6 separate regions of the Homo sapiens genome follow, and all the other regions are linked to region 3. The links are chromatin loops, found by intact Hi-C in ENCODE. Cell type or tissue: PC-9. All regions are shown on one strand.

Region 1 (4,000 bases), 130 kb before region 3:
CTCCTATCCCTCTCTGTTGTCTTGGTCCTATATACTGTTCTGGATTTCCTGGAGTGTATCTGCCTCTGGTCTTTGCCTGTGCTATTCCATCTGTATTAACTGCTCTTTTCTCTCCTCATCACCTCCTCCAAACCTGAAATCAATTGTCCTTTTCTTGGGGGAAGCCTTCCCTGAATTCCTTGGCCAGTCAATCTCACACTTATGCTCACAGTGGCACAGTGTACCTCTCATTTGTAGTCCCTATAACATTTGTAATTTCACATCTATTTCCGTGATTCTTTCATTCAGGTATGACACCCCTACTGAATTATAACTGTCATGAAATCAAGAATTGTGTCTGTTTTGGCACACTCATATTTCTAGTATCAATCATAGTGTAGATGTTTAATAAATATTTACTGAATCAGTGAATAATGAATAAAAAGTACTCTTCCATGAATCTTTCTTATACTCATGCTTAGCTCTCACTCTACCTTTCTAACAAATGGCCTAAGCAGAGGAAGATGCTAAAGGGGCTGCTAAGGCAGCAAGAAAATCAAGTAACACAGAAACAGAGTCAGTTGGTTCTTTGCACTTAGGATTCTCAGAAGAATTTTTTGCTTCTGCCTTCAAAATTAAACTGGAATATTAAAACTGATCTTTTGGTCCCTGGAAGATGAAGTACAAACCATCATCAAAAAGTATCTACTGTTGGGACTGGTGACTCACTTTGTCCTTCCCTCCTGTAAGCCATGAGAAGGAATCAGAATGATTCTGTCATCAAGAGCATCACAAATCCTGGATCTTCACCTGATTAATGCTTCACGTCTAGCACAAGCACTTTCATTTTCAAGGGATTCCATACTGTATTGTCTAGCCCCTGGCTGGGTTGGGATATAGTTATCTTGGTGGCATAGGATCAGCATGTGTAAGAGCGGGATATTATTGGGCGCTGTATTGAAAAGAGTAACCCTGGGAAGGTGAGGGTGATTATTAAGACCAACTCTGAAGCGATGACTGGTGACCAGAAATGAGTTGATGTCAGAAATTTCTACAGAGATGGTGATAGCTTATAAAGGTGAAAATCCAGTAAATAGTCTGGGGTTTAAAAACTCAAGTAAGGGATGAATCAAGGGATGATGCAGAAATTATGTGTAGTAGAAAAGGCAGATGTCAGGGGTAGAAATACATCACCGGGCAAGTAAGGCCAAGTACGTGCCCATCTGGAACACAGGGCAGAATCTCTTCAGTAAGTTGGCTTTATTGGTTTTAGTCATTTTTATCTATTGCTGATGCTCATGTGATACTTTGTTTCTTGGGTGAATTTCGGTATCTCAGACAGACACATACAAGGAGAAAGAACAGAAGTTCTTAGGTAGTTTTTTAGTAATAGAAGTTCTTAGATTTTTTTTTTTTTTTTTTTTTTTTTTAGTAAGAAAGAAAAGTGCTGGGAGAGATTGATCGTTCCTTATAAAAAGGCCTTCATTCCTCACAAAAATACAACTTTCAGTCAAGAATTTGGTCCTTTAAAAAAGAAAGAGGAAGAAAAGAAAGCATGAGCTCTATCCCTCTTTTGACTAAATACTACCACTGACTTTCCTGTTTAGAACTAAAGGCTGTCTCTTGTTCCACAGGTCAAATGCATACTTTTTAAAATGCCACTTGACCCCTTGGGTTCCCCATTCTCAGTAGAAAAACAAAATGGTCATTAATTTATTTTGACATGCAAACTCAGCTGAACATTTTTTGGTGATTCAACCCCACAGATGTAAAGTGAAAGAGTGCCAGAAAAGCAAGTGAGAGCCATGAGATTACCACAAGTCTGTGAGCACATTTTTTTCAAGGCTTACAGAATCCCAAAGCTTGCCCTTGCTTCAGGAAAAAGAACTGGTTGACACCTGAGAGGTTTTAAGCCACAAGAAGCTGAGGCCCGTTGTGAGGAGGGCAGGGACAGTGGGGCCAGGCCACACGCGACGCGTCACCCACCTCCTGCCTCACCTCCCCCCACTGAGATGTCTGCTGGGTGGGAGGAGGCTTATTGCCAGAGAACAGTCTGGTGTTTTCTGTTCCTGCTTCAGGAAGTCCCCCTTCTCCCGCCACCCCCGCAGCTCCTCAGCCTGGAAACAACTTTTAGAGAGGAGAAGGGAAGCAAAGCTTTCAAAAGCAGATACCTGTGGGGTTTGAAGGGAGGTGCCCCTTGTTCAAGTATTTCTCCCCCAAAATTGAAAGGACACTTCAGATTCATTCATTTTAGTTTTGATGTATCTTCAGTAATTAAGAAGCCACTAAGAAAACTGACCCTGGGAAGGCAAATTCCTGAAGCTGAGTCAGATACAGCCAGCTCTTACCATACCATCTGACCCTCAGTTCCCTCTGACCTCATCTCTTCCCACCTCCTCTCTGTCTGACTCAGCAGTGAGGCCACACAGGCCTCCCTGCTGATTCGAGAATGGCTCCCACCTGAGGCCTTGGGCCCCCCTTGTTTTCGCCCCCACATACCCATCTGGCTTCCCCTTCACTGCTTCCAAGGCTCTCCTCAGAGAGCATCCTGTCAGACCAGTCTTTCCTGGACATGCTGAGTGTACCTTTCCCCTATTTCATTTTCCTTCGTGGCACCTTTTACCACCTGATATGTTCAATGGCTCTATGTTTGTTTGTAGTAAGTCTCGCCTGACTAGAATATAAGACCCATGGGAGAAGAGACTTTCTGCTCTACCCTTGGCACATACCGGGTGCTCAAAAAATATTCAAGTGCTCGCTTCGGCAGTACATGTACTAAAACTGGAACAATACAGAGAACATTAGCACGGCCCCTTCACAAGGATGACACACAAATTTATGCAGCATTCCATAATTTCGAGAAATACAAATCAAAACCACAATGAGATAACATCTCACACCAGTCAGAATGGCTATTATTAAAAAGACAGAAAATAAGAGTTGCTGGTGAGGCTGCAGAGGAAAGGGGAAAGCTTATATGCTCTTAATGGAAACACAAACTAGTTGAGCCACTGTGGAAGACAGTTTGGAGATTTCTCAAGGAACTCAAAATAGAACAACCATTAGACCCAGCAATCCCACTACTGAGTATATACCCAAAGGAAAGTAATTCATCCTATCTTAAAGACACATATGCTCCTATGTTCACTGCAGCACCATTCACAATAGCAAGGACATGGAATCAACCTAAGAGCCCATCAACAGTGGATTGGAGAGAGAAAATGAGGTACAAATACACCATGGAATACTATGCAGCCATAAAAAAGAATGAAATCATGTCCTTTCGCAACATGGATGGAGGTGGAAGGCATTATGACCTCCATAAATGACCTAATGTAAGAACCTAAAACAAAATATTGCATGTTATCACTTGTAAGTGGGGCCTAAACGTTGAAGACACATGATCACGAAGATGGGAACAATAGGCACTGGGGATCACTAGATGGGGAAGGAAGGGAGCAGGGGGCATGGGCTGGAGTGCCACCTGTTGCGTCCTATACTTATTCCCTGGGTGATGGGATCATTGGGATCCCAAGCCTCAGGGTGATGCAATTTACCCATGTAATAAACCTGCATGTGTACCCTTTAATCTATGATAAAAGTTGAAATTAAAACATAAACAAATAAAATCCTGAGTACTGTTTCAAAAAATATATTTGAGGAAAGAAGGAAGGAAAGAGGGATGGAGAGATGGAGGAAGACTAAAGGAAGGATCGTGGCCCTGAGAGAATAGAGCACAGGCCAGGGGTGAGATACAGAGTGAGATGGGAGCTGAATGGGGTCTCTGAAACTAGACATGGAAGACACCAAAAGAAACATTCCTACTTCATCTTTCCCTGTGCCTGGGATAATTTACTCCTGGATGGTAAAGATATGTCTTGGTTTCATCTGTGTTAAATAAACCTGCACGATGTTACAAGCTGGCATTGCTTCATAAGCTTGACCTTAGCTTTCAAATAGGACCTCGATCATTGCTCAATGACCAAGTCACAAAGTTGCCTAATGATATTGGCCCACAGCC
Region 2 (4,000 bases), 290 kb before region 3:
CTCCTCTTCCTTCTCTTCTTTCTCTCCCTCGTCTATTGCTCTTCCTTTCCCATCCTCTGTCCTCTTCCTTCTCTCCCACATGCATCTGTACCCATGAAGAATCACATTAAAAATGTGCATTTGGTGTAAATCGTCAATTTGAGGTTATTTATCAGTGTGGGTTTCCAAATTTTCATAGAGGAGCAATGTTGAATTTGAATTTTCTCTGAGGGCTTCATTAAGTACCTTGAAATGTATCTTGTGAGCATAGATGATGCTGAACTCTGGGTTTCCCAGTCTGTCTTCCACTAATCTGGTTACATCTCCTTTGTTCATCTTCTTTTACTTTTTGTTGAGAACTAAATGCCTTGTCTTGTTTATAATCATAGCATTTAACCCCAGTATTAAATCTTATCAAAACACAGAGTAGTGATTCAATTGTGTTTCACCTAATTTCTTATTCAGTATCAGTTTTGAATTAAAAAAATAAAATTAATCAGTTGATTAAGATTTGAGAAATTTAAATGTCAATTTAATCTTAATTCTTATACTATATCCCACTGAATGCAAAAGTCCTCCTTAAATTAAATAGTAGATGTTTGAGGGGATGAAAAAAGAAATTTAAACTTTGACTTGAGAAGCAATGGGTGAAATTTAGGTGGCCTGATTTTATAATTAATTATAATAAAATGTTCAAATCTTATTCTGCTGGACTCTCTTTAATTATGTTAAAACTGAATTAAGGCTGAATTTATTAGTATGATAATAAGACATATTCTCATTCATTCAGCATGAATGACAAACTATAGCCTGCAGATGAATTTGACTGCCTGTTTTTGTAAATAAAGTTTTATTGGATCACAGCCACACACAGGCATTTTTGCACAGCAGCAGAGTAGTTGCAAAAGACTGGCCCCAAAGTCTAAAATGTTTACTATCTGGCCCTACTGCAAGAGTTTGCAGACCCATCGTTTACAGTATTATATGATGGTTTACAAACCTTCAGTTTGAAACAAAAGATGTAATCTTTAAGAATAAATTTCAAAAAGGGTTAGTATGATTTGGGAATGATTGAAAAATACAGATCATTCTAATGACTTAGTTTTATCTCTATCTTTTCTAAAATGAAATGACTTTGTAACTTTAAGGCTGTATATGCTTTCTATAAGATTCAGTTGTTTTTGTTCTACTGACAAAAAATATTTAATACTCCTGGAATCAAGAGAATGAGAATAAAGTGACCAATGGATTTGCAGTTTGTTGGCCAAATAAGCCAGACCTTAATTATAAGTAATGTCTTACATATTGGTTGTGCTCTACCCTTTGCAAATTATATCCACATGTCTTAGAACATGTGATTTACAGAGCAGCTTGTTTTCACTTTATAGATGGGGTAAGCAAGGTACTGTGTGTATGTGTGCATGCACGCATGAATGTGTGTATTGATTAGTAATCAGAGCAATACAACAAGTGGAAAAACAGAAACTAGAACCCAGTTTTGTATTCTTATATGCCTAGTCATTTTTCTGTTAACAGTATGCTGCCTCTGCTTTTTCATAGTATAAACAGCATTGGTGCTGAATGAGAAATACTGCAGGGAAATTAATGGAGTTGTTTTAGTAGTTGTTGAAACAGTATGATAGTCAATGATTAAGGATATATTCACTATCAATGCAAAGAAAAATACAGTGTTCTTGTCAAAACATATGTAGTTAGAATGACCTCTAGATGGAGGTAATATACCATGTTGTGAATTAACTTTTTTCAGAATTTCCATCAGCCTGAGTATTTGAGAAAAAAAAATAAAATTAAGTATTTTAAATGAACAGTATTAAAAAATCAGATACACACACAAACATAGGTAGAATGGATTGAAAGAAAAGAAGTAATGACCCTTTGGGAGAAAGTGACCAGGTAGCTTTGAATTTATGATACATAAAATGATAGATAATATTTTAAACTTTAAAGAAGCAGATTCCAAAAAAATATGAAAAATGTAACTCTAGGGGCAGATTATTTAAAAGGGAAAATGTACATATTTCATATTATGGTATTTATAAATCATGGGGTTTTTTTTCCCTTGACTCAGAGTAACTTGGAGAGAATATGTTGAGAGAGCAAAATAAAAGCCTAGAGATATCCATAAGTAGTTCTGATTTGCAGAAAATAGCAGAAGATAGATTCTACCACTATAGACCAGTGAACATAGCATCTATGCTTTTCATTCCAGCACGGTTAGATGGGTTGTTTTGTGCATCTCTAGATAAGTGTGTACGCTGAAAGAGAACCAAGACAGATTTTTCTAAAAAGGTGAAATGATCTGTTTTTTATTTATTTATTTATTTATTTTGCTAGTAGAGTAGGGAAATCAATCCAGTATACCTGGATTGAAGTAAAGCACTGAGGCAAGTTCACTCATAACATTTTTTGGACAAGATGTAGAAATGTGGTCAAGCTTTGAGTCAGCTAACCCATGCTGACTAAACGGTTTGAGGCTCAGTTATGCAACAGATCACTGTCAATCTGGGGGTGATTCTAGGGCCAGGTCTGTATCTTGGTCCCCAGTGTGTTCAGTAATTTTGTTGGTGGGTGAAGATATAGAAAGTATGCTTGTAAAAGTTACAGAGAACACAAAATTAGAAGTAACAGGGTATATGATGGATCACAACAGTAACTCAAAAGATTTTAACATGTTGAAAAAGATACCTAACAAGTTATGAATTAATAGAAGTAAATATGAAAGGAAGGATGGAGAGAAAGATGTCAAAAATGACTAAGGATAATAGGGAAATATGATAGAAATTTGAATAAAATATAGATTTTAGTTAATAGTGTATTAATATTGGTTCATTGTGACAATTTTGTATCAATATTGTATATCAATATTGGTACAGTTTTGACAAATGTACTGTAGTAATGTAAGATGTTAACAATAGGGAAAACTAGGTGTGGCATGTAAGGGAATTGTCTGTACTATGAGAATTTTTTTGTAAATTCAAAGCTGTTCTAAAAGTATATTTAAATAGAAAGTGGCCTAAAGTTTTAAGTCCAAATAATTTGGAAAATGATAATGCCCATGACAAAAATAGAGAGTTTGGGGAGGTAGTCATATTGAATTTGGAAGGATTAGAATTGTTCCCCAAACTGGAACTCGTTGAGAGGAAACATTGAACAGAATGGCAGAGGCCATTTCAAAATAACATGGTGAGTAGATAATTTGAATAGGCCTACTTCTATTGAAAAAATGGAATAAATAATTTATAATTTTCCAAAACAGAAAGCATCAGGACCAGACGGGGTCATTGGTAAATTCTACCAAATACTTAAGGAGAAAATTATACCAATTACATAAGATAGAAGTAGAGGGTACACTTCCTAACTCATTGTTTGAGTGTAGCATTACCCTAATACCAACATCAGACACTGGAAGGAAACTGTAGTAGGCCATTATCTCTCATGAATATAGAAGCAAAAATCTTCAATAAAATATTAGCAGATTGAATCTGACAATGTGTAAAAAGAATTATATAACCAAGTGAGATTTATTCCTGGTCTGCAAGACCAGTTCAACATTTGAAAATCAATTACTATAATCCACCACATTAACACACCAAAGCAGAAAAAAATTACATGATTATTTTAACAGACACAGAAAAAGCATTTGACAAAATCTAACACTCATTGATAGTGCAAAGAAAGAAACTCTCAGCAAACTAGCAAACTCTCAGCAAACTTTATCAAGTTGAGGAAAATTTTATCAATTTTCCTCAACTTGATAAAGAACATTTACAGGAAACATACAGCTAACATTATACTTAATGGTGAGAAACTTGCTTTCCCACCATTGAGAAACTAAGATCAGGAGCAAGGTAAGGATGTTCCCTCTTACCACTGCTTTTTAACATTATACTGAAAGTTCTAGCTAATGCCATATAACAAGAAAAGAAAATAAAAGGTATGCAGATTGGGAGGGAAGAAATAAAATTGTTTGCAAAGACAATGATATGATTGTCTTTGTAAA
Region 3 (4,000 bases):
CCTGTAGTCCCAGCTACTCCGGAGGCTAAGGCAGGAGAATGGTGTGAACCCAGGAGGCAGAGCTTGCAGTGAGCCTAGATTGCACCACTGCACTCCAGCCTGGGCGACAGAGCTAGACTCCGTCTAAAAAAAAAAAAAAAAATTAGCTAAGCGTGGTGGCACATGCCTGTAATCTCAGCTGCTCAGGAGGCTGAGGCAGGAGAATCAATTGAACTGGGGAGGCGGAGGTTTCAGTGAGCGGAGATCGCGCCATTGCACTCCAGCCTGGGCAACAAGAGCGAAAGTCAGTCTCAAAAAAAAACATCTCTCCTTTGTCCCCAAAAAGAAAAAGAAACGAGACTTGTGTAATAAGGGAGTAGTTGCCTCAAGATTTAGTGGCTGTTCCAATAAAATATGGGTGACTTCCCTTCAGGAATATTGAATTTGATGGCTGGGGCAAGGTAGGGGCCTTTTAATTCAAACAATCTGCAATGTTAGATGGTCAAGTTAGAAGGCATTCCAAAGAGTCCCTTAGCTATTCCTACTTGGTACCTCCTCATTTCAACGCATTCATAGGTGGATCAGGAACAGATGATTGGAAAACTCTCGGAAATCTCTCTCGCTCTCTCTCTCTCTCTCACACACACACACACACACACACACACACACTACTCAAACACAATTACCAAATAAATCGTGCCGGGTGTTATCCATGTTTCTTAATCTCTCTAGACTTTTTTAATGAGGTCAATGGGAGGGCTGTTATTTATGATCTTAAAGCACTGGTATATGGAAAACATAATGGACATAGGAAAGTCAATGGTGAGCAAAAGAAAAATGACCCTGTTCCACAGAACTGACTAGGTAGTGGGGAAGATAAATAATTTGATAGAATAACAAGATGTGACTGGATCCCAGATCCACTAGAAATTGATTTAACCTCACCTTCCACATGTACTCATCCACTAGCTCCCTACGACGTCATAATCTGAGAGAGTAAGCACAGTTTTCTTGTGATTGTTTCTAAGAGAGTAATAGAACAGCAGGGCCAGGGAAACCTTAGATTAAAAAAAGACCCAGCAGGACACTGGTTAACAAAAGGTGTTTGCTTAGGTGACTTCTCTCTCTAGCTCAGATTTTCCTTCACAAAAGAAATTCAAACATCTAGCTTCATACCTCAAATAAATACTGCTTTAAAGCACCCAGCAAATCTAACATAGCATTAAAAAGTCCAAAATTAGAAATATTCTTCTGAGGTCTCTGCCCAAAATGCAAGACCAGCATCCCCAGGACCTTCCTCTCTCCTGCCCCTTCAAACATCACGCAGACAAAATTCTTGTGGACATAACAATATATAAAACACACACACACACACACACACACACACACACACCTTTACTTTCTCTCTGTTTCTGAAAATTTCCCCTTATTCACTCAAAGTCTGAGAATGTATTGGGGGGGGCTCTTATTGCTGAAACAGACGAAAGATTTGCTAATGAGAATGATGGTTTCTTTATCCATACTCTTAGCAACAATAAAAATGTGGCTGCAGTTCAATTTAAGCGAACACCTAAATAAAAATTTAGACTTATGTAAAGTATTAAATTAATATTAAACCAATTTAATAGTCTTTATTTTTGAAAAGAATCAGAGTAGGCCAGGCTGCGGTGGCTCACACCTGTAATCCCAGCACTTTGGGAAACTGAGGCGGGCAGATCACTTGAGGTCAGGAGTTCAAGACAAGCCTGGCCAACATGGTGAAATCCCCATCTCTACTAAAAAATATAAAACACCTGTAGTCCCAGCTACTCAGGAGGCTGAGGCTGGAGAATCATTTGAACCTGGGAGGCAGAGGTTGCAGTGAGCTGAGATTGCGCCACTACACTCCAACCTGGGTGATGGAGTGAGATCCTGTCTCAAAAAAAAAAAAAAAAAAAAAAAACAGAGTAGAATTATTTTATTTAGCAACCTCTCCTAGCAACTGTTTCAGAAAAATATTTACTCTGAAAGATGAAATGTACCTGCAGTTCATTGTTTTTCCCCAGATTTGATCCCAGGGATACCTAAAATGAGATAATGAATGAGCATAAATGCAAAACCAGATCCTAGTTTCCTTTGAAAGCTGGACTAAGTAACAATTACAATCAGCTACATCAGATATGCTGAGCTACCACAAATGATTTTGAAAGATGGGCTTCATCTGCCCCCTGCTGTACTCTAGGTAAATAACAGGACTTATTAATTTAGCATTGGTAGACAAGATTATTTGGCATCCCTCGCTAAAATGTAAAGGCTACGGCAAAAAAGACAGCATGTGTTTCACCACTGTGTCCCCACCATGTAGCATAGTACCTGGGATATAGTAGGCACTCAATAAATGTGTTGAACAAATGAGCATACAGATAAGTAAAGTATGCTTACAGACTGAGTAGGCATAATACCAAGTTTTACAGGCCCAAGAAAAAAATGCAAATGTTTTGCAACGTTCATATGTTTCTGAAAATAACTTGGTGCTTACCGAGTATGCATTGTCAGCAATTCAAACTTGCTATCCTCTAATAATTCCACTAGACTGAAAAAACTAATTAGAATATTCAGACTTAAGGATATACGTAAATTTTCTAAATGTGACTGTCAAGCAATAACTTTTTGAGAGCTTAGAATCTGAAAGCCATAAGGTAAAAAACCATCCAATTGTCTCCAAGACGGCAGAACTTGCAGAGATCACGCAAAGTTCCCCGTGCCATCTCCCATCCCTTGCCTCAGGTGACCCCTGCAGCCGCCAGCCCTCCAGTGATTATCTCCATCTCTCTAGGATTAGTGAAGGCACAGATTGGAAGATAGGCATCATATTTAATTGGGGGTACATTTATTGAATATGAAAGAAGTCATGCGAGGGCCAAGATTTCAACATTTCATATACAGGCATACCCTGGAGATACGGTGGGTTTAATTCCAGACAACTGAAATAAAGCAAATACCACAATAAAGCGAGTCACACAAATTTTTTTGTTTCCTAATTCATATACAGTTATGTTTACATGATACTGTAGTCTATTAAGTGTGAAATAGCATTATGTCTAAAAAAATGGATTTACGTTAACTAACAAATACTTTATTGCTAAAAAGTGGTAACAATCATCTGCGCATTCGGTGAGTCTTTTTGCTGGTGGAGGGTCTTGCTTAATGTTGATGGCTGCTGACTGATCAGGGTGGTGGTTGCAGAAGGTTGAGGTGGCTGTGGCAATTTCTTAAAGACAGTGAAGTCTGTGGCATCAGTGGATTTTCCCTTTAATGAAGGATTTCTGTCACAGGTGATGCTATTTGATAACATTTACCCACAGCAAAACTACTTTCAAAATCGGAGTCAATCCTCTCAAATGCTGCCACTGCTTTAATCAACTAAGTGTATGTAATATTCTAAATCCTTTATTGTCATTTCAACAATGTTCACAGCCTCCCCACCAGGAATAGATTTCATCTCAAGGAACCGCTTTCTTTGTTTATCATCAAGAAGCAACTCCTCATCTGTTAAAGTTTTATAATGAGATTGCAGCAATTCAATTACTTCTTCAAGCTTCATTTCTCATTCTAGTTACCTTGCTATTTCCACATCTGCAGCTACTTCCACCACTGAAGTCTTGAACTCTTCAACGTCATCCAGGAGGACTGGAATCAACTTCTTCCAAATTCCTATTAATATTGATATACTGACCTCCTCCCATGAATCACGAATGTTCTTAATGGTATCTAGAATGATGAGTTCTTTCCAGAAGTTTTTCAATTTACTTTGCCCAGATCCATCAGAGGAATCATTATCTATGGCAGCTATACCTTACAAAGTATATTTCTTAAATGATAAGACTCGAAAGTCGAAATGACTCCTTGACCCATGGACTGCAGAATGGATGATGTGTTAGCAGACATGAAAACAATATTAATACATATTCTTATACAAGCCCATCAGAGCTCACAGGTGACCAGGTGCATTGCCAATGAGCAGTAATATTTTCAAAGGAAT
Region 4 (4,000 bases), 380 kb before region 3:
GGCAACAGCTTTCCTTAGACCTCTGGGCAAACTCCCTTCACAGAGCCACATCAGCACTTAACATTTGGCTTCCCAGATTCAATTGCATTCTCCAACCTGTGCTCCCACAGAGGATTAGCTAGATGATATCAGTGTTTCTCAAAGTGATTATATCAATTTATTTTGCAATGACTGAGAGTTTTCTATTATTCCATAGCCTCAACAATACTTGATATTGACTAATTCTTAATTTTGACCAATCTGTAAGTTATGTGTTGATATCTCCTTGTGGCTTTAATTTGCATTTCCCTGATAACCAGTGAAGTTGGGCATCTTTTAATACTTTTAGTGACCTTCTGGATTTTCTTGTTTGTGAAGTGCTTGCAACTTTGGCCCATTTTCCTTCTGGGCTATCTGTCTTTTAAAAAATTGGTTTATAGTTCTTTATATACTCTGGATATTAGTCCTTTATCAATTATACATATTACAAAGATCTTATCCCAGTGTGTGGCTTGCCTTTTCACTCTCTTTAAAAAGTCCCAGCCAGGTGCAGTGGCTCATGCCTATAATTCCAGCATTTTGGGAGGCTCAGACTGGAGGATCACTTGAGTCCAGGAGTTCAAGACCAGCCTAGGCAACATAGGGAAACCCCATCTCTACAAAAAAAAAAAAAAAAAAAGCAAAAATTAGCCGGGTGTGGTGGCACATGTCTGTAGTCCCAGCTATGCGGGAAGCTGAGGTGACAGGATTGATTGAGCCTGGGAGGTGGAGGCTGCAGTGAGCTATGATCATGCCACTGCACTCCAGCCTGGGCAACAAAGTGAGACCTTGTCTCAAAAACAAACAAATAAACAAACAAAATCTCCCTAATATTGATGTGATCAAATGCTTACCATGCATACACAAAACCCCAGCAATTCTACTCCTACGTATATACCCTAGAAAATCTCTTGAAAAATTCTCCAGGTGCAAGACTGTCCATAGCAACATTGTCCCTAACAGGAAAAAAGAAACAAACAAAAAACCGAAAAACCTAAATGTCCATCAATATAAGAGATAAGAGTACGTAAGTTGTTCATACAAGGCACTTATCTTCACACACGTGAATCCACATGGGAGAGTCTCAAGGTTACCTATGGGGAGAGGAAGGGATATGAGATGGGAGGGGTGCACAGGGATGCTGGTGACATTCTGTTTTTTAACCTAAGAGGTGTTTGCACAGCTATTCACAGTGTTTATTCTTCTTTGAAATGTGCATATATTTTATATATGCACTGTCATATTATCTATGTTCCCAATAAAACATTTTAACAGATATTATTCTCCTAATAATCCTATTTGTCATCTTGGTTTAAGGAAGTGCAATGGAAGATTCTGCATACTTGGGGGGAGCAGTTCCCATATCACATGGGCTGTGTGTTAAAAATTCAGACTGCCAGCCCCTACCCAGGCTACAGAATCAGAATGTCCAGGGTGGGGCTGAGGCAGCAGTGTCCAGGGGCACTCAGGGGTGCTGTGGTCATTTTTTCCCAGGTCATTTTCTATCTGAACCTATTGGTCCATCCCAGAGCACCCAGCCCTCTGCAGATCCGCCAGCGTCGGTGGCTTCCTACTGCCCTCTTGTGGCCGGTTTTTCTACCCAAACTGGGCAGAGTCTGACAGCCAAGCGCCAGGGAGTAGACAGAATGTGTTCTGGGATCAGGGGTCTGTCTGGATTTTGTGGTGGCTCCGAGGACCTGCATAGTTGAGCTAGATGCCAAAACATGACACCTAGAACCCACTAGCTTGTCTGTTATTTTTGTTGAAGTCCTATGGATCCATAGACCCCTCCTGGCTGCTCCAAACCCTCGTGTGCTTGGTCCCCACCACCCACAGGGATCCCCTTTCTCTGGGTTCGCCTTCCCACCCACACCTGTCATGCACACACACCTTCCCTACATTATCTGGTCTTCATTTCTGCCTAAACAAATATGTATGGTCTAACCAGATCTCTGGTCCTGGTCTCTGCTGGACGATCTTATTCTGTCCTTCGATTCCACAACACCAGGGCTGTTGTGAGACAGATGAACGCTTAAGACCAGGACCCAGTTGGACACACTCAGTACCTACTGCTTTCTCACCCCCATTCTCCTTTCTATTCCATTTCGCTTTCTCTTCCTCGATCTGTCAGGGTTTCTAATCCTGACAATGAGCTTGAAATGGTCAGGTTTACTCAGAGAAAAAAAAACAAAACAGGCAATTGGTATCACTCAAAGAAGAGCCTAGACCAGGTCTCAGGGGCAGATTCCAAGTATGTAGAGTCCCCACTCACTCGCCTTACCTCTGTCCGCAGCTCAGACGCCGTGTGAATCCTAAATTTAGACCCTGCTATAACATGTGGCTACTGACCTCCAGAAAGGCTCCTCCCCAGAAAGTCATAACCCACCCAAGGGAAGGCAGTGCAGTATAATGATTAAAAATATGAATTTGGAATGATAATTTCATTGGAATCTCTGTTTGCTTATATGTTGGGTGGGCTTGGGCCACTTATTTTTACATCTCTAAACCTCAACTCCCTCATCTGTAAAATGGGCTAATGATATTTAACTCACAGATTGTTGTGATTATCAAATGAGACACTGCATTTTTAAAATGCTTATCACATTTCATAACTAGGAAGCACTTAACAGACACCGTCATTATTCGTTATGAAGTCCAGACTTTGTAGGACTCAAAGGACTCTATCTCAGGGGTGGAATCATCTGGAGCCCTGGCACCATCGGTTGCCCAAGGCTCCTTTCTGAACAGCCAGGTCCCTGGGAATTCTCTAGGGAATGAAGTTGGACTTCATTCAAACTTCATTCTTCTTCTTCGAACTCCACCATGATTCTGGCCTAGAGGCTCTGACCTCCCGCCCAGAGATCACACTGCCTCTCCTCAGTCTCATCCTGTCAATCAAGTCGACTACGGGACCTGCTCAGTCAGGAGCGTGCACTCCACTTTCTCTTCTATTCTCCTGCTGGCTTCCTCTCCTCCACCACCCCTTTCCTCTCACTTACTTTCAGCTGCCAAGAATAAGATACTGTTTTACCCACATCTATCTACTGTCACTCAGTCGGGGACTGGGGCTTCCTGAATCAGCACAACTTTTTCTAATTAGGTTTGCCATAGTTGCATGCTTCAAATGTAGTGGTTGAATTCCTCAAAGAAACTCTTCAGGAGGAAGGAAGGGTGTGGCAGATTATGCCACCCCAAAATATGCCACTTTGGCGTGTTAAAAAAAAAAAAAAAACCACTTCAGCAGAATTAAATTTAAGGGAGTTTAATTGAGCAATGAACAATTCACAAATTGGGCAGCCAACTCAGAGAGACTCCAGGAGTGCCTTGTGGTCAGAACAAATTTATAGACAAAAAAAAAGTAAAGTGACATATAGAAATAGGAAGTGAGAAACAGCCTGACTAGCTACAGCTTGGCGTTTGCCTTATTTGAACACAAGTTGAACACTCAGCAGTGTATGAGTGGTTGAAGTATGGCTGCTGGGATTGGCCAAGACTCAGTGACTGTTACAGGTGCATACTCCTAGTTAGGTTTTCAGTCTCGTCTACCAGTTAAGCTAGGTTGCAGTTCATCCACAAGGACTCAAATATAGAAGTACAGAGTCCTTCTCAGGCCATATTTAGTTTGCTTTAACAGACGTAAGGATTATTCTGAGCTGATGATAATTAAGAAGTGGACAGAAGAAAAACTCTGCTCTCCTTTTTTCTTCCAGGAAGGGCAGGACAGTTCTTGGTCCCCTGAGACAACCGTAGATCCTATATCCCACACACTAGACCAGAGGAACAAACTTGACCAACCAGCCCTTACCGTCCATGAGTTTCCCATTTATCTTCCCACAACTTGCTACCCCATGAAGTCCAGAGTGCTTTTCCTTTCTCTTGTTAATTCTCTACAAAAGTATTGGGTTTTTTTGTTAAGATGTTATATAAGCCCAAGTTCTAACAATCCCTTTGAGTTACTCATCTCTAGGTACCTCCATGTGTA
Region 5 (4,000 bases), 160 kb before region 3:
ATTTTGTATCCTGAGGAAGTCATAGTTTTTCTATGTGCAGTTCCAAAGCCCCTGAAGAATGATTAAAGAGCAAATTACTTTCTCTTTTGAAGATTAAAAAGAGACTCCTTTTTAGCAAGATCAGAGTTAACAAATTACTGGCCCCATGCCCTTTCCTACCCATGTGGAGTCCTCGCCTTGCATCAAAAAGGGAAGCTAACCTGCAACAAGGGAGCAGCCACTGCCAGGAAGAAATGCCTTTGTGCCTTCCCTCTTCTTGCCCTGCTGCCTTCTTCCCAAGTCAGCACTCCTCTCTTCCCTTTCCACATGCTTCCTCTTTCCCCTCTTAGGAAAAAAATATAATATTGGATCGGCTGTGTGTCAAGCATCTGAGGTTCTAACCATAGCTCCATTACTACCAGTCCGTGTGACTTGGGGAATGCTGCTTACCTTCTTTGAGACCCAGTTTCTTCATTACAAGATAAAGAGCTTGCTAGGTGAGCTCTGTGACTTCTTTCTACTTAAACATTTTGTGATTCTGCGTTCTTAGACTTTGTAATAATTCTCTCTTAAGGTATTTGTACATTAAGTTTTACATGTCATTGTGGAATGAACAGATTTATCTCTAGTTACAGAATCCCAAACTTCAGCAGAAGGTGCAGGGAGAACCAAAGAGGTGAGGGATAAAGAAAGGGGCTCCGCCAAACCATATCTCTCATCTTGTTCTTGAATTACCAGCCCTCTGGCAGTCAACTTTCTTAACTGGCTTCCTTCTGGAGCCCAGATTTGTTTTTCCTTGCTCTCTTAATCTCTGTTCACTATTTTCTATAGAAATTACTTTAGAGAGAAACCCTCTTCCAATTGTATTTAAATCCACCCCCCAAATATAATTTATTCTCTTATGAAGCTTTGAAATGGAAAATTTTCCCCAGAAGTAACCAGGCATTGTGCAAAGTCGCATCCATTTTGAACACCAAAGCAGCTGTAACAAATAAGAGATGACAAATGCCATTGTGTAATTTAGTTCTTCATATCAGTTTGTCATTCTGACTCCTTTCTATTTAACTGGATGCTTTGTCAGACTTTGTAATCTAACCATGTGAAGGGCAGTGAATAAAGGATTAACGAAACCCTTTCCAGTTTTGCATGAGCATTTGATTTTTGGCTAACTTCCTAGCTCTGTTCCCATGGAAACCTGATAAAGGAAAGTACAAGTGGGCCCTGATTGGTAAATCCTATCTGGATTGGGACAACTATAAATACCAGAGAAGAAGCCATATTTTCGAGTTTCCCTAAGTGCAGTGACCCTTGTAACTGGCATGACCTTGAGAAGACCATGAAAGTTATGGCCATGGAGTTCCTCCAAGAGATATTAGCTGCTGTGAAATACAGGGCCTCTCATATAGTGTGGCCTCCACACCCCACTGATGTGAGTCTCATTTCTTCACAACTCAGTCCACATGGGGGCCAAAGAGAATAGCTTCTGCCCACTGTGTGGATGGCTTTGTGGTCTGCTGCGAGGTCCCGCAGAAGAGGAAGTCTGGATGTGCCCTACTGACATGCTCTGCCTCCTGGCCTATGAATCTTCTGGGTCAACTGCTGTCTAGAGTGGGCCTTGGCAGTCTTGTGAGTTTGCAGGTTTAATAGAGCCTTATGAGACCTCCTGGTGGGTCTTGTGGATGGAGGTTTTCACTTTTACTGGTTTGAATGAGTGCATTTGCCTGTGAAGCTGTGAGCATGAGACAATGTCCAGTCTTATGGTTTTTACTAATTGCCAGTTTTTCTTTACAAATTAAAAAATAATTTTGTAATGAAAATTGGCAGGTCCCACTTGAGAATATTATACTAAGTGAAATAAGCCAGTGACAAAAAGACAAATACTTTTTTCCACTTCTCTGAGGCACTCATATTCATAGACATGGGAAGTAGAATACTGTTTGCCAGGGGCTGGGAGAGGAGGTAACGGAAAGTTGCCGTTTAATGGATGCAGAGTTCCACCTTTGCAAGATGGAAAGAGTTCTGGAGACTGGTTGGACAACAACATGAATGCACTTAACACTACCGATTGTGCACTTGGTTTAAAAACTGCACATTTGTAAAATGGTTAACGTGGCAAACTTTATGTTATATGTATTTTACCATAATTTAAAAATTTTTTTTAATTGACAGTTTCCTCTAAATATCACACTTAAATCATGTTTTCAATACACAGACTAATTCTAAGTGTTTCCAAATTTCCTTCTAAGTAATATAGGAAGATTTTGTGTTACTTTTCCAATTTCATCCTGCAACCACGGTTAAAAATCACTACTATTCACTTCTTACCATTTGATCTGTTGACAGTTTCAGCCATCAGTCACTGCCGGCTCCCACTTCATTTAGTTACCATGTCCCTCACTAACACAAGATCGCCGTCTAGGGGCCAATCGTAGAACTACAGGCTACACAGAGGAGAAGGGAGCCAGGCCACCTTTCCCATGCATCCCACTCCTTGAACAGAAAGAGCAACTAAAAAGGGAGGCAGGAGTTCTAAGCACCATCTTTTTTTCACCAGTACAGTTTCCAAGATCTTGCTGCTATGAAAATAAAGATCTCCTAATATTTATAGTACTTGAGGTTAGAATAGTCTTCTAGGTAGAGTACTAATATCTTGCTGATAAAGCTTTTGATGCTGAATCCTTGATTATTCTCTTAATATAATATCTTCTGTGCGAATAAGGCTAAAATGCTTGCATACACTCTTGTACTCACTTAGGAATGTAATAGAGCAGTTTGGGAGAGTGACTGAATGCTTCTGCTTTGGGCAAATTTGCCACAAAATCATATTATGCAATCACAGGGTCACAGAACATTAGAACTTAAAGAGCTTTAGAGGCCCGTGGTCTCTAGCAGATCCCTTTGAGAGTCTGATAAAAATTAGAGGTTTACGTACCATAAAATGCTATTTTGCACAAAGCTTTGAATACCATTTTAAAATTTCATCATAGATGAAGAATTCCAGCTTGAATCCCACCCCATAATTTGGAAGTGAAGTTTCTGAGAAGCATCCTGTGTGAAGAAGCAGCTAAACAGAGGGGAATGGGAGTCAGAACTGGATGTTGGAAAGAGATGTGATCCCACAGACAGTGTAATGCTGGGTTGGAACCAGCCCTGGTCAAACCCATTCCCCCGAGTGCACATGTGTTCCAGGGAGAAGCTTGCTGGGGAAGAGAGCAGCAATTTGCCCACCAGAGGCCCAGATCTCCTGGGAGAAATCAGCTGCCATGGAACAGGAGTTTTTCTTCATGCTAGAAAGGGAAAAGAACATGAATAAGTGGCAATCCAGGGACAGCCAGAAGGAACCTGGACAATGGCTCACCGGCTGAGCAGAGATAGAGTTGCACTGGGTGGGGGGGGCGGGGGTGGGGGGCAGTTGACAGCAGCCTGGATTGTGAGCAAGGAGTACGAAGAAATAATAATTGAAGTAGCAGAAGGTAGCAAGGGGTGCAGACCAAGAGCACAGGCACTGCAGAGAGAAGTCTGGATTATTTGTGAGGACTTTCCCTAGGGACTTCTAGAAAGAAATCACTAGTGAGGTCTAAAAGAAGACTGGACTTCCAGTGTGGTGATAGGAACATTGCTCTTTGAGTTCTTACTACAAATGAGGAACTTTGATTTGCCAGGAAACAAAGGGTTCAAAGAACCAATTGTGATATATTTTGGCTTAAATCCCCCCCACTGAAATATGACAGGAGTCAAATTGGGGTACCAGGTAAGTCTTGTGAAGGTGCTGCCTGGGGAGTACCCAGCTGTCTGGCACTTTCATAATATCTTTCTGAACCTCAGTTTCCTCATCTACAAAATGGGATTAGGACTTGTTGAGCATCAAGGTTCCTTCCGACTTGAAAAATCTTCTGATTCTATGACCAAACTGGAAGGCCTGGGTTGGGCTCTCTCAGTTCTGCAGATTTAAATGAGTCATTTCTGAACTGTTGGCTTAAGGCCTATCCTTTTCACTCAAATATTCCCTTGAGGCATCATT
Region 6 (4,000 bases), 880 kb before region 3:
TATCACTACCTGTGCTAAGGCACAGCACCAGAGAAGTGACACCTTGGTACTGATAAAAAGCAAATCATTTGACTGTTTCAGGACCACAACCTGAGGGATCCTCAAACCCAGCTTCATCGTTCTGCCTCTGGTCTCATAACCTTTGACTTAGGTTCTGGTACCTCTGTTTCTTGCTAGCTTCTCCTTCAAGATGGTGCTTCTGACAATAGCACCTTATGGAGATGGTGACTGTCATGATCAGTAGCATCCCCTTTCACTCTTAAGAGTTCAAGTTAAGATGATAAAATGTGGGGGGCAACGTATATCTAGGGCTTAGCTTGGCTGGTGACCTTGGACTCCTCCAACTTGTGGGCTCTCTGCCTCCCACCCCTCTGCTCCCTCCCATTGGCTTTGGTGATGGCGAAAACTTGATTGTGTGGAAGTTCACTTTCCACAGAAATTCAAAGGTTCACCCAGTGCAGTTCAGAATATGTAATTTGGCCATTGAATAACAGGGTGGATTCAAAAGTTTCTGGTTACCAGCAATGCAGAAGTGGTGCTAAATGAGAACAGAAACCCCAGCCCACTCCCTGAGGTTTGAGTGACCAGGAACCACATTGGCTGGAAGACAATGCCATGGATCTTAGTATCTTGTGAAGAGACACTTGTGGTTTCTTGTTAGTTGTAACAGCAAGTCATGTTCCCCTTCTGAGACTTAGTGTCCCCATCTGCTAACTACAGGGACTCAGCCTAATGATTTGTTGGGTCCCTTTGTGCTCTAAGAGTCTGTGGAGCAGTACAGCCTATTATTTAAGATCCTTACTTTGGAGATAGAACCGAATTCAAATCCTGGCTCTGCGATGTAAAACCTGTTCAATTTTGATCAGGTTATAAGTTCAAGTTTCCCACGTGTAAAATGGAGATTATATTCATTCATAGGCTTTTTATGATGATTAAATGAAATAATATGTAAGAAAACACCTTGTGAAGTGGCTGGCACCTAATCACTCAGTGAAGGATACTGGCTACTATGACCCTGCATGTGATTCCCACGGGGTTGCTTTCAAAGCATATTATTTCATGTAAAGATTGCAACTGTGGGAGGTCAGTTGGGTGGCTATTGTCATCTTTATTTTTATCAATGAGAAAATTGAAGCTGAGAGAAGTCAAGTGACTTCCCTTTGGTTTCAGAGTTGGTGTGTGATAGAGCCAGGGCCTCTCCCGATACCGTGGGAGAAATAAGAGGTACATCAATCAGACATTCATTGAAGAGACAGAGACGGTTGTATGCACTTAGCCAGCAGGGAAGACCTTTTAATCAGTCATTTATGTATGAAAATTCTCTAGAGATAAAAAGAGAGGGTGTTGTAAGAGTCTGATGATTAGGCCAGGAAAAATAAAAAACTTTCTGCCTCTTAGATAATGACGCAGGCTTGTATTTTTGTTCTTTTGTTCCACTGTCCTGCAAAGTGGCCGTATCTGATTCTGCTAACGTCATTGCATAGATCAGACTCTGTTTCTCATCGGCCTCTCTGATCATAGTCCCTGAGATCTGAGTCTTTACTGTTCGCCTCTGATATTCACCACTATTCTATCAGTGTCTGTTTTGGGGCTCTGGTTCTGTCTTAAAATGTCATTGAAATTCTTTTTCTTTATTAAGAATTTATTTTTTATTCTTTTGCTTTATATTCCCTATACATTTCCATTGCAGAAGCATTGAAAAATACTGTCATGTGTAAAGAAGAAAACACTAATCTTACAGATGATCACTTTCTACATTTCATTCTAGATTTCTTTCTACGAGCATATACATACAACAATTTTACTTAATTATTATCCTATTTGTGTTGTTCTATAACCTGCTTTTAGCCCTTATTTTAATACGAGTATTTCTTCATGTTATTACAATGATTTAAAAACAAGCTTTTAATTGTTGCTTGTGTACTTCCATTGTATGGATGTACCAAAATTTATTTAACCCGTTTCCTACTGTCGAACACTAAAGATTCTTTCCAATATTTCACTTTGATAAATAATACTTGATGTAAACTTTCTGCCTGTAAAGTTTTGCTACGTGTCTGCTTGTTTCCTTACTGATAGTATTTTGCCTGCGAGGGCAGCAGGATGAGTACTTCGAGGATTAATCCCTGCCAAGGCAGCTGAGCAACAGGAAGGTCTCTGCAGGGCCCTCGCGCTGCCAGTAGGTGTCACCTTCGCCTCATGATTTCTCTTAATTTTTTTTTTTTCAGGATCCTTTTTGAAGGCCAAGAACAGAATAAATTTGTGAGTCAATAAGATTCAGCTTCAAATATTAAAAGTCTCTTACAAGGGATACAAATTGGCAGTGCCTGAGGGCTGTGGGCCTGGTGATTTTGCTTTTTGTGTTGGGTTGATTTCTTCCAGCCCAGCAGTGTTTGCTGCTGAGCTGATTCTGAGAAAAAGCAGTCAATCTGGACTGCTGGCAAAACTCCATTCTCTCAGGTTCTCTAGGAAACACACACACACACACACACACACACACACACACACACACACACACACGTGTAAAAAAAGCTACTGCGTACTGAGGGCTTTCTCAAAGCATCTGGTAATAAAAAATTCACAGCAATTTTAAAAGACAGTTATTATCAACACTCTTTTCTAGATAAGGGGATTAAGGCTCAGAGATGCTCAATGCTAAGGTGCCAATGGCTTAAGGCAGTATTCAGACCTGGGTACATTGATCAGTGAAGCCTGTGATTTTAACAATTTTCCTATGTTTGTTAAAAATGCTGATTCTGGCAGGGCACGGTAGCTAACACCTGTAATCCCAGAACTTTGGAAGGCCAAGGCGGGAGGATTGCTGAGCTCAGGAGTTCCAGACCAGCCTGGACAACATGGTAAACCCCATCTCTACCAAAAATGCAAAAAGTTAGCTGGGCATGATGGCGCATGCCTGTGGTCCCAGCTACTTGGGAGGCTGAGGTGAAAGGATCGCTTGAGCCCGGGAAACAGAGGTTGCAGTGAGCTGTGATTGCACCACTGCACTCCAGCCTGGGTGACAGAGTGAGATCCTCTCTCAATTAAAAAAAAAAAAAAAAAAAACCAATTCTGAGGCCCCACCCCAGGCCTGTTGGACCAGAATATCTCAGCATGAGACCCTAGAATTTCCATTTAAATGGTCATCTTGGGAGATTTGTATGTGCACTAAACAGAGGTACTCATTTCATTTGTTCTGCAACCAGCTGAACCAACCAGAAATCATGAGAGGCTGGGAGAGGCTGGGTAGACCTTGGGTGGTCTGAGTCTTTAAGTCACTTGTCCAGTTTCCATTTTAGGTCAGCAGCAAAGGTCTTGAAATAAATTATCTAGAACTGGCTTTGAGAGAGCATGCGATATGCTTTGAAATAAAGGGTTTTGTGGCCTCAGTAACCACTCTTTCTTTGGCTAAAAAAAGATTCTTTGAAACCCTTTTCACTCCTTAGCAGAGCAGCAGTGTGGCTTAGGGAATAGGCCTGTGCTTTAAAGTCAGACAGGCCTGAGTTTGAACTCTAGCTCTGCTACTTACCATCTCTCTCTGATCCTGGCCAGGTTGCCAAAGCTCTAAGTCTCAGTAACTTCCTCTGAAAAATGGGAATAAATAGAACCACTTCATAGGGTTGAGGTGAATATAAATAAGATACTAACATTGAAAATGTAATATCCAGCTCCTCTCTCATGATAAGTGTTCAGGAAATGACAAAAACAATAGTTATTTAAAAAAATTAAGTAATAGAAAAAATGCTATTTTAAACCTAGGTAACTGTCATTTTTCTAGTTACCTAAAAACAGCTTTAGTGAGGTCTATTATACATGCATACCATAAAAATCACCCATTGTAAGTGTACGGTTTGATAATTTCTAGTATATTTATTGACTTGTGCAACATCATCACAATCCGGTTTTGGAATATTTCCTTCACACCAGAGGCTTCCTCTTGCCTGTTTGCGGTCAATTATTATTTACTCTTAGCCTCAGGCAGCCACTGATCTGCTTTCTGTTT

The links. A loop is a pair of places that touch in the nucleus more often than their neighbours do. Peaks named below come from ENCODE experiments on the same cell type or tissue, not always from the same donor. Only the 100,000 strongest peaks of a DNase experiment are listed, where the experiment ranks them.
Region 1: a loop joins it to region 3, with 11 times the contacts of the local background. A loop is called at or near these places in 6 of 110 quality-filtered maps.
Region 2: a loop joins it to region 3, with 18 times the contacts of the local background. A loop is called at or near these places in 101 of 110 quality-filtered maps.
Region 4: it touches region 3 in a loop (5-fold over the local background); 44 of 110 quality-filtered maps call a loop at or near these places.
Region 5: a loop joins it to region 3, with 13 times the contacts of the local background. A loop is called at or near these places in 27 of 110 quality-filtered maps.
Region 6: a loop joins it to region 3, with 11 times the contacts of the local background. A loop is called at or near these places in 53 of 110 quality-filtered maps.

The regions. Positions count from the first base shown.
Region 1 is chr2:38,144,685-38,148,684 of GRCh38, forward strand. All of the region lies in intron 2 of CYP1B1-AS1 (CYP1B1 antisense RNA 1), which reads left to right. It overlaps LOC107985871 (a long non-coding RNA gene), which reads right to left. Exons shown (of 4, transcript XR_007086290.1): 1 at 2,151-4,000. It also overlaps the pseudogene RNU6-951P. Among named protein-coding and RNA genes, the nearest start is that of CYP1B1-AS1, 16 kb to the left of the region's middle. RefSeq lists enhancers at 1,764-2,963, 2,018-2,067, 2,098-2,197, 2,269-3,077, 2,278-2,457 and 1 more. In PC-9, no CTCF peak of the experiment used is centred here; DNase peaks (open chromatin) are centred at 1,907, 2,437 and 3,997; H3K4me3 peaks cover 2,558 bases; H3K27ac peaks cover 4,000 bases.
Region 2 is chr2:37,983,074-37,987,073 of GRCh38, forward strand. All of the region lies in intron 5 of RMDN2 (regulator of microtubule dynamics 2), which reads left to right. The region is part of intron 2 of RMDN2-AS1 (RMDN2 antisense RNA 1); the gene reads right to left. Among named protein-coding and RNA genes, the nearest start is that of RMDN2-AS1, 51 kb to the right of the region's middle. In PC-9, CTCF peaks have their summits at 1,709 (motif pointing right) and 1,909; DNase peaks (open chromatin) are centred at 1,738 and 2,448.
Region 3 is chr2:38,272,630-38,276,629 of GRCh38, forward strand. No RefSeq gene overlaps it. Among named protein-coding and RNA genes, the nearest start is that of ATL2, 100 kb to the right of the region's middle. In PC-9, CTCF peaks have their summits at 2,185 (motif pointing left) and 2,387; a DNase peak (open chromatin) is centred at 2,112; H3K27ac peaks cover 445 bases.
Region 4 is chr2:37,889,522-37,893,521 of GRCh38, forward strand. No RefSeq gene overlaps it. Among named protein-coding and RNA genes, the nearest start is that of PIRAT1, 16 kb to the left of the region's middle. In PC-9, CTCF peaks have their summits at 1,584 (motif pointing left) and 1,786; a DNase peak (open chromatin) is centred at 1,610.
Region 5 is chr2:38,113,032-38,117,031 of GRCh38, forward strand. LOC107985871 (a long non-coding RNA gene) reads right to left here. Exons shown (of 4, transcript XR_007086290.1): 4 at 1-51. Among named protein-coding and RNA genes, the nearest start is that of CYP1B1-AS1, 16 kb to the right of the region's middle. In PC-9, CTCF peaks have their summits at 2,410 and 2,612; DNase peaks (open chromatin) are centred at 2,400 and 3,920; H3K27ac peaks cover 2,352 bases.
Region 6 is chr2:37,393,898-37,397,897 of GRCh38, forward strand. No RefSeq gene overlaps it. Among named protein-coding and RNA genes, the nearest start is that of QPCT, 51 kb to the left of the region's middle. In PC-9, CTCF peaks have their summits at 2,167 (motif pointing right) and 2,370; a DNase peak (open chromatin) is centred at 2,214.